Linked DNA regions of Mus musculus: all the other regions are linked to region 3. Evidence: chromatin loops called from intact Hi-C (ENCODE). Cell type or tissue: left cerebral cortex. All regions are shown on one strand.

Evidence for each region. A loop is a pair of places that touch in the nucleus more often than their neighbours do. Peaks named below come from ENCODE experiments on the same cell type or tissue, not always from the same donor. Only the 100,000 strongest peaks of a DNase experiment are listed, where the experiment ranks them.
Region 1: it touches region 3 in a loop (5-fold over the local background); 3 of 42 quality-filtered maps call a loop at or near these places.
Region 2: it touches region 3 in a loop (2.8-fold over the local background); 5 of 42 quality-filtered maps call a loop at or near these places.

Annotation. Positions count from the first base shown.
Region 1 is chr9:94,837,602-94,840,101 of GRCm38, forward strand. All of the region lies in intron 5 of Slc9a9 (solute carrier family 9 (sodium/hydrogen exchanger), member 9), which reads left to right. Among named protein-coding and RNA genes, the nearest start is that of Mir7656, 87 kb to the left of the region's middle. In left cerebral cortex, no CTCF peak of the experiment used is centred here; DNase peaks (open chromatin) are centred at 1,283, 1,557 and 1,735; H3K4me3 peaks cover 477 bases.
Region 2 is chr9:95,071,060-95,073,559 of GRCm38, forward strand. All of the region lies in intron 12 of Slc9a9 (solute carrier family 9 (sodium/hydrogen exchanger), member 9), which reads left to right. Among named protein-coding and RNA genes, the nearest start is that of Gm32018, 240 kb to the right of the region's middle. In left cerebral cortex, no CTCF peak of the experiment used is centred here; a DNase peak (open chromatin) is centred at 1,564.
Region 3 is chr9:94,740,353-94,742,852 of GRCm38, forward strand. The region is part of intron 4 of Slc9a9 (solute carrier family 9 (sodium/hydrogen exchanger), member 9); the gene reads left to right. Among named protein-coding and RNA genes, the nearest start is that of Mir7656, 10 kb to the right of the region's middle. In left cerebral cortex, no CTCF peak of the experiment used is centred here; a DNase peak (open chromatin) is centred at 1,139; H3K27ac peaks cover 386 bases.

The DNA.
Region 1 (2,500 bases), 97 kb after region 3:
GGTGGTACCGTGCGTGGTGGGGTAGTACTGTGCGTGGAGGGGTGGTACTATGAGTAGAGGTGTGGTACCATGCATGGAGGGGTGGTACTATGCATGGAGAGGTGGCACTGTGCGTAGAGGGGTGGTACTATGAGTAGAGGTGTGGTACCATGCATGGAGGGGTGGTACTATGCGTGGAGAGGTGGCACTGTGCGTAGAGGGGTGGTACCGTGCGTGGTGGGGTAGTAGTGTGCGTGGAGGGGTGGTACTATGAGTGGAGGTGTGGTACCATGCGTGGAGGGGTGGTACTATGCGTGGAGAGGTGGCACTGTGCGTAGAGGGATGGTACCGTGCGTGGTGGGGTAGTACTGTGCGTGGTGGGGTGGTACTGTGTGTGGAGGGGTGGTATCGTGCATGGTGGGGTTGTATCTGAGCTGAGTCAGTCCCCAGCTTGCATGGTGGAGGACTAACCACAGCTTAGTGCCTTAAATTCTTGGAACTTATATTGTGCATCCTTGAATATGCCTGTCAAAACAAGACAAAATCAAACAAAAAGTATTTTCTATTTCTCCCCAGAGCTGTTGACAGATCAAATAAGATGCTTTGTAAAAGATTACTTATAAATTGCTAAGTTTTCTATAATAATATCTATAATAAAACTTAACAACAATCAACTCTTCTTGGGCGTTTAACTGGCTCTTCAGATACCCCTCCTATAGCACTTTAATTATTTGTGACTGCACATAAAATTGCCAGAAGTTTGTTCTCAATAAAGTAGCCACCATAAAGAATCTGCTTTCTCTCCTTCGCCTCTTGCCACTGTCCACTTCCGCAGTGTAGATGTTCAAAGGAAGGAAAGAAAGAATTAGAGCCATTCCCCGTGGAAGCTCTGCGTTTACATACCTGTTTTACACTCCAAGATTCTGAACTCATAGCAATTGCTGGGTGTGTGGGTACTGCCCTGCTGTTCCATCTATTAATTGCTTGTGGCCATAGCGGTATCTATGCTGGTCTCTGGTGCTATCTAGATCATGGATGCTTTAATAGACTAATCAGCTGTGGCCACTTACGCCTTTTATCCCCCACCTGCTAATGTTTTCCCACCCATCCTACACTGCCCATATATTATAAAGCCCCATTCAGATCCCCGTGTTTGGGTTGGCCTCTCGCTATTGTTTAAATCAGCTTCACTACTCTTCTCATTAAAGATGCTTTTCCTTTGTAATTTGACTGCCAGTCCACACCCTGAGTCATTGTCTGCAGTTCAGCCCATGGGGTGTGCGTCTACCATCCTCACCAGAGCCGGTGATGAGGCACAAAATATAGCTTCTCATCTTGAGCTCTTCAATGTGGGATTTCTCTCTGAAACAAATTCTCTGACTTGGAAACATGATTATTAATATTATTAATCGTGATTAATAACATTCATATAACATTAAAATACGATTATCGTTTCCATATCACACTCAGATGGAAGCACTAGAGAAATGTGCACATGTGAATATTCATCTTTTCGGTTACTAACACTTTGAGGAAGAGTTGTCCAAAATGAGAGGCATTTCCATACACTGCATTTGCAAGTCAAATTTTTCTCTTAACATTTAAGTAGTAGAAAAACAAGATTTAGAAGAGCCACTTTCATCCTTTAAAGTTTACCACGGTGTAACTGTTTCAAAGGCACATGAACTGTTTTACCTTTGATCGCAATGATAATCTGAAGACCCTTTCTATTTGGGGTTACTATGGTTACGCTGCACGGGTGATGTGGGAGCTGCACTGCTGTTTTGATAAAAATAGGTATTAACTACCAGCCACGGTGCTTCTCATTTCATAGGACCTCTTGCAGAAAACGCAGCCGCATATTTAAAGGGGGACATGCGGGGTGCGCGGAAGCGTCTCCAAGGCAGCATGATGGAACATCTGCATAAATAATGGTGATTGGTCATGTGTATAAAAATATTTTTAATTAAATTCCTTCTAATTAAACAGGGCATCTTGCTGAATCCCTTTCTGTTATTTGCACCAAGCTTAGTCGTGAGGAAGATGGCTGATTAGCAGACCCAAGAACCTATAATTAAAAGCAGAACTGTTATTTTTGGAGAAAAGCTTCTTCAATAGGGGTGACTTAATTGGGCTGTCTCTCATAATTTTTCATTTGTCACTGAACTCCTCACTTAAGTCTTCATTTTTTTTTAACATGGGAAAAATGATTACTAACTTGGCGTAATTCACAGTTTTTATTTTTGATTTGTGTTTTCCTTTGGTCTCTTTGATCATGCTCTCTGGTCACTGTTGTGTGTCACTATTTGATGGTGGTCTTCAGTTATTTGTTTTGTCAGGGAGGCTGTCATCCTTTTGTATATCATATTATATATTGATTTTTTTTTTTTGTCATCTCTGGCCCTCCATACCTCTGTATTTCCAAGTGTCAAGTAGCCAGACACTCAACTGCTCATCTTTGGTTTAGTATCCTACCTTGTGAATTCAAAAGAAAACTAAACAACATTCTATTCACCAAAAT
Region 2 (2,500 bases), 330 kb after region 3:
CCCTGGCATACAGTGTAGGCGCTTGAACCCTTTGAGCATCAATCATCCTGAAGTTCCCAAGCCCGTTTTCTCTCATACCGCTTAATAATTTCTCCTTCGCTCTTCTCAAGCCCCCGTCTCCTTTTTCTCAGCTTACTCTTTAAACCGATGATCGTTCCAATTCACTGGAGCAGAAGGCATCGATAAATGATTTCACAAGTCTCCCACCAAATCTGCCTTGTTCCCTGCATCAGTGCCCTTAGATTCTGCCTTCCATCTAATTCCAGAGGGCAGAGTGGCCCTGCTGCAGAGAAGACCCATGCTTTTGTTTATGTGCTAGTCACATCCTCTCTCAACCACTGAGATTCAGTATCCCAACATCCCCCCACCCCACCCCACCCACAAACTTAGCAAAGCCAAGATAAAGAGAGGGATGCCGCAGAAAGGATCGGGAAGGGAAAAAGAAAACGCTTGTTTCCTTACACAGCCAATCTGGTGAAGGGGACTCGCTGTGCCTGGACTGAGGCTACTTCTGTGATGATGAGCAAAGAACGTTTTAAAAGAACTCTCTGTAAATAAGTAAGTCCCCATCGGAAGCAGCCCCTCACAGGTCTGCACAAGTAGGTTAGGGATTGGGAGTTTCAGGGAAAAGAAAACATGCAAAAATTGTTCTCTCTCTCTCTCCCTCTCTTTCTCTCTCTCTCTGTGTATGTGTGTGTGTGTGTGTGTGTGTGTTTGCTCGTATATGTACATATGCGTACGTTGCTGTTTTGTTTTACTTTTTGAGACTGTATCTCTCATCAGCCTGGAATTCACTGATTGGTTATACTGAGTGGCCAGCAAAACCCAAGGATCCCGCTGTCTTTGACCCCCACCTCACACGGAGGCTGAGAATACAGAAGGGTGCCACCGTCCCTGGGTCTTCCTGTTTGCAGAGCAAGCATTTTATGGACTGAGACTTTCTCTCAACCCCTCAAGTTGTTTTCCTTGGTTCCTTTGTTTCGAACGCTCCAGGCTCCAGCACTGAGCCTGGACCATCAGCTGCATCAGGCTCTTTCCCCTTTTTCTCATTGCTGCGACCCAATGCCTGGCACAGGCAAATCAAAGGGAGGAAAGATTTATTCTGTTCCTGGTTTCAGAGGATTTGTCAGTCCTTAGCTACTTGGCCTCAATGTGACTGGACAGGACACCACCCGCTGTAGTGGGAGCTTTTAGTGAAAGAACTTCTTTACCTCTGTGATGACAGGAAATGGAGAAAGAAAGCAGGGGAGGACCCTTTACAAAGGACATGCTCCCACCACACAGTCATCTGCTTCTTCCAACTCGTCCCCATCTAGAGACCAGGTTTTCAAAACATGAACCTTGGAGGGGGAGGGGGAGGAGCGGGAATGTGGGAACACTTTCATATTCAAACTATGGCGTTAGGCCATACATTTGCACCACAATTTTGTGGAAACCTGGCAACTTCACTGACCATGAGCCTTTGGCCATGAGAAAATGGGATGCAGGGACTTTAGTTTACAATTGGCTGACCCGGGCTCTTGACCTCATTTACACAGAGGAAACCTGGGCTTTTGTCCAACCCAGTACCAAAGAACTTTACTGTGAGGGTGTTGAATTTGGTTTCCGTTTTTTCATTTCTAGACACAGTTGGAGCTGATTCTAAAGTGTTTTTTAGGAAGTCGGTTAAAACAGCGAAACGCGTAGCTGCAACTCTTTTATGAAATTTCATCTTTTGTTTTGACCTCGCTTGTGCTTAGATACCGGAACTTGTGTGATGTGGCTGCGGGGTGTGGGGGTGGCTTAAGTCGTTGCAACGCCCACCACAAGTCAGGAAACTCTCGGGAGTCAAAGGTTCATTTCCTACTTTATTAAGCCAAGGACTGCCGTTGAGTGTGTGACTGGGATAATATGACTCAGGTTAGGAACTGAGCCTATGGAATGTGTTTCCTGGCCAAGAGAACTAGATTTCAATTGCCACCAGAGTTGAGTACAAAATGCTCTCTTTTGCCTTCATTGGCGCTATGACTTTTAGACTCACTGGGACGGTGAGACTGAATTTAAACATGGTAGCATGAATCCGGGTTGTGAAGAATTAAGAGAGCCTTTGGGAAGTATTACGTTGCAGTCTCAGCTCTGCGCATGCTCTGTGGCTGACCTTGGTCATCACACTTCAGCGGGTAGGCTTGGAAGAGAGACGGTTGCTGCCTCGCACCCAGTACCAAGCTTTAAAAAAGAAAGAAAACTCATTAGACAGTGGCTCACTGGATTTACTAACATGACCCCCTCGTCTGTGGATTCCTTCGTTTATCTAGGTCTTTGTGTCTTAGGGGATACCCTTTCAGAGAGGCACCTCCGAGGGCAGCACATTACAGCAGTAATTAAAACACATAAAACACAGCAAAGCAGCTCCTGAAGAAATAGCACAGATTGTGTCTTGAAATACTGCTGAGCTACGTCTTGAAATCCTACAGCTGAAAGCGTTTGGTAAAGGCACTCACCTCATCAGAGCACATGTGTA
Region 3 (2,500 bases):
GGCTCTGAGTCTGTCTATTTTCTCAGCCCGTCTGCAGTGTTCCCCAACGCTCACAATGCAGTGTGTGAGCTCTGCACTCGGGGATCTGACCTGCAGTGACTTTGGCTGGGTAGTTTTGTTGCCAGTCTTTCCAATAGAAAACAGACATGTGCTTCTTCCCGATGCTCTTAGAGCTCTCTAACACTGAATCCTGCCCAGACTTAAGGAAGGATGATACCTTACCAGAAAGAAGACAGAAATGCATAAGGTGCATTAAACAGGGACAAGGAGGGACCACACAGACCCTTTGTGGGGTTTGAGTCAGGATGGTGACCTGACTGACAGTAAGGAATATGGAGCAGCTTGGATAGCTTAGCTTTCATCAAATCTGCTGCCAGAAAAGGAGACTGGGTCTCAAGAAAGTCCTGGATGTAGGTGCTAGACAGCAATTGCTCACTTTGTATCTCTGTGCATCTCTTTGTGTCTGCTCATGGGCTCTCTCTCTCTCTCTCTCTCTCTCTCTGTGTGTGTGTGTGTGTGTCCAGTAAAAAGGAAAGCAACTGTTAAAGAGATTGTACTGTTTCTCAGCAGAAAAAAAGACCAATCATAAAAATGTCATTTCAATCCTAGTGCTTAGTATCCAGGAGGAGAGTTGAGTGGGTGGTTGGGCCATATGCCCATTTTGATTTGACAAGTCTGACCTCTGGTGTGGGGAACTCTCTGGGGACGACATTGGCAGTCCTCAGATAATCTGTCATCTACTGACTGGCATGACATGTTTGATGTGGAAAGTTATAGTGTTGCCAAATAGTTATAGACAGCGATTATGACCAGAAAGATTTCTCCAATCCTTCCTTTTCCTTACACAAAATTGGCAGCTTATTTAACTTTATCGTGGTGTCTTCAGCTGGGAAATAAGAGAACCCACAATGTTGGTAAGATAAAAAAGAGTGAATACTTGTAAAGCTGAGAACGGGATGCCCGCCATGTAACTAATAAATATTAGTTTGAGATAGTTGAGATAATTATTAAATGGCACAGATTTCATCTTAAGGTCTGGATTTGCTTGGCTCTGACTCTGCTGTAGGTTGGAGGTCTGAAATTGTCTGCTAGTAATTCTGTTATCATCCCACCACCCCACCTCGGCTCAGGTTCTCAGCCAACAATCTTGTCTCCAAGCAGCTACAAGTCTGCCTGTGTTAGTAACGTTTCTGTTGCTGGAACCAAAATACACCCTCAAAACTAACTTCATGGAGAGAAGGCTCTTTTGGCTCCCAATTCCAGGGATATATAGTCTATTGCGGTGGGGAAGGCAGGGTAGTGATCAGGGAAGACATGGGGCAGGCTGTTCACTTTATGCCAGCATCTACTGAACAAGAGGTGGAGCTGGCATGTAAAGTCTCACAGCCTGTCCCCAACCCCACACACACCTCAGCAAGGTTCCACCTTCTAAAGGTTCTACAACCTTCCAAACATCACCACTAAGTATGGACCAAGGGTTGAAATATCTGCGCCTATGTGGGGCTATGTACATTTAAATTACTTCTGCCGCTCACAGGCCCATGGCCAAGTCTTGATGCAAAACATATCCCACCCAACTTTGCAAGTTCCTTCTGGTCTTTAATAGTCTCAACAATATTAAAAAAAAAAAATCCAAAGTCTAAAGTCTTTTTAGAAACTTGAGGCAATCTCCTAATTGTGACTCTCTATAAATAAACATTTTTAAAGTATATGCTTCTGACATACAAGGGTGCAGCGTATACACTCATATTTGAAAAAAGGAGAAATGGAGCATAATAAAGAATGAGTGATCTGAAGAAAGATGGCACCCAGAATGGAGGAAAAAGACCCTGTACCTCCATGCCTGGCATTTGGGACTCATGGTGGAATCATCTCAGTCCAAATAGCTTAGGTAGCTTTGCTACCAGCTCTGCTCTGTAGCACGCATAACCTCTCTCATAGGATAGGTTCACTCTGAGTGCAGTTTTTGTCTATGGACATCCTGCTGGCTCTGGGCTGGAAGATTGGGTGTTCAAGGCCTGCTTCAACGTTATAGTGAGATCTTCCAGTTTCTCAAGTGGCCTCAGTTTCTTATGGTAGCATCTTTGCAGGTACTTTGACCCTGTCACATATTTCTTGACCTTAGTAGCTCTCTATATCCTTGGTACAATGTAAGAAGACCCAAAGACCCCTTCAATCTTGTATCTTTCATGTCTGTTGACTTGAGGGCATTGGGAGTCTGAAGTGATCAGGGAAATGTTAGATTCCAAATAAATGGAATGTTTGTTAGATTTCATGACAAAGGGACAACTCCTTGCCCTTCCCCTGACTCTGAACCTACATGTTTAGGTCAACAGCATAAGACTGGGAACATGAATTAGGACTGGGCTATAAAGGCTCAAGATCTACCCCCTATTTCTACTTCCTGCAGTAAGGTTCCACTTCCTAAATGTTCTACAACCTTCCCAAACAGTGCCACTAACTGGGGACCAGGTGTTCAAACACATAACCCCATACCAGA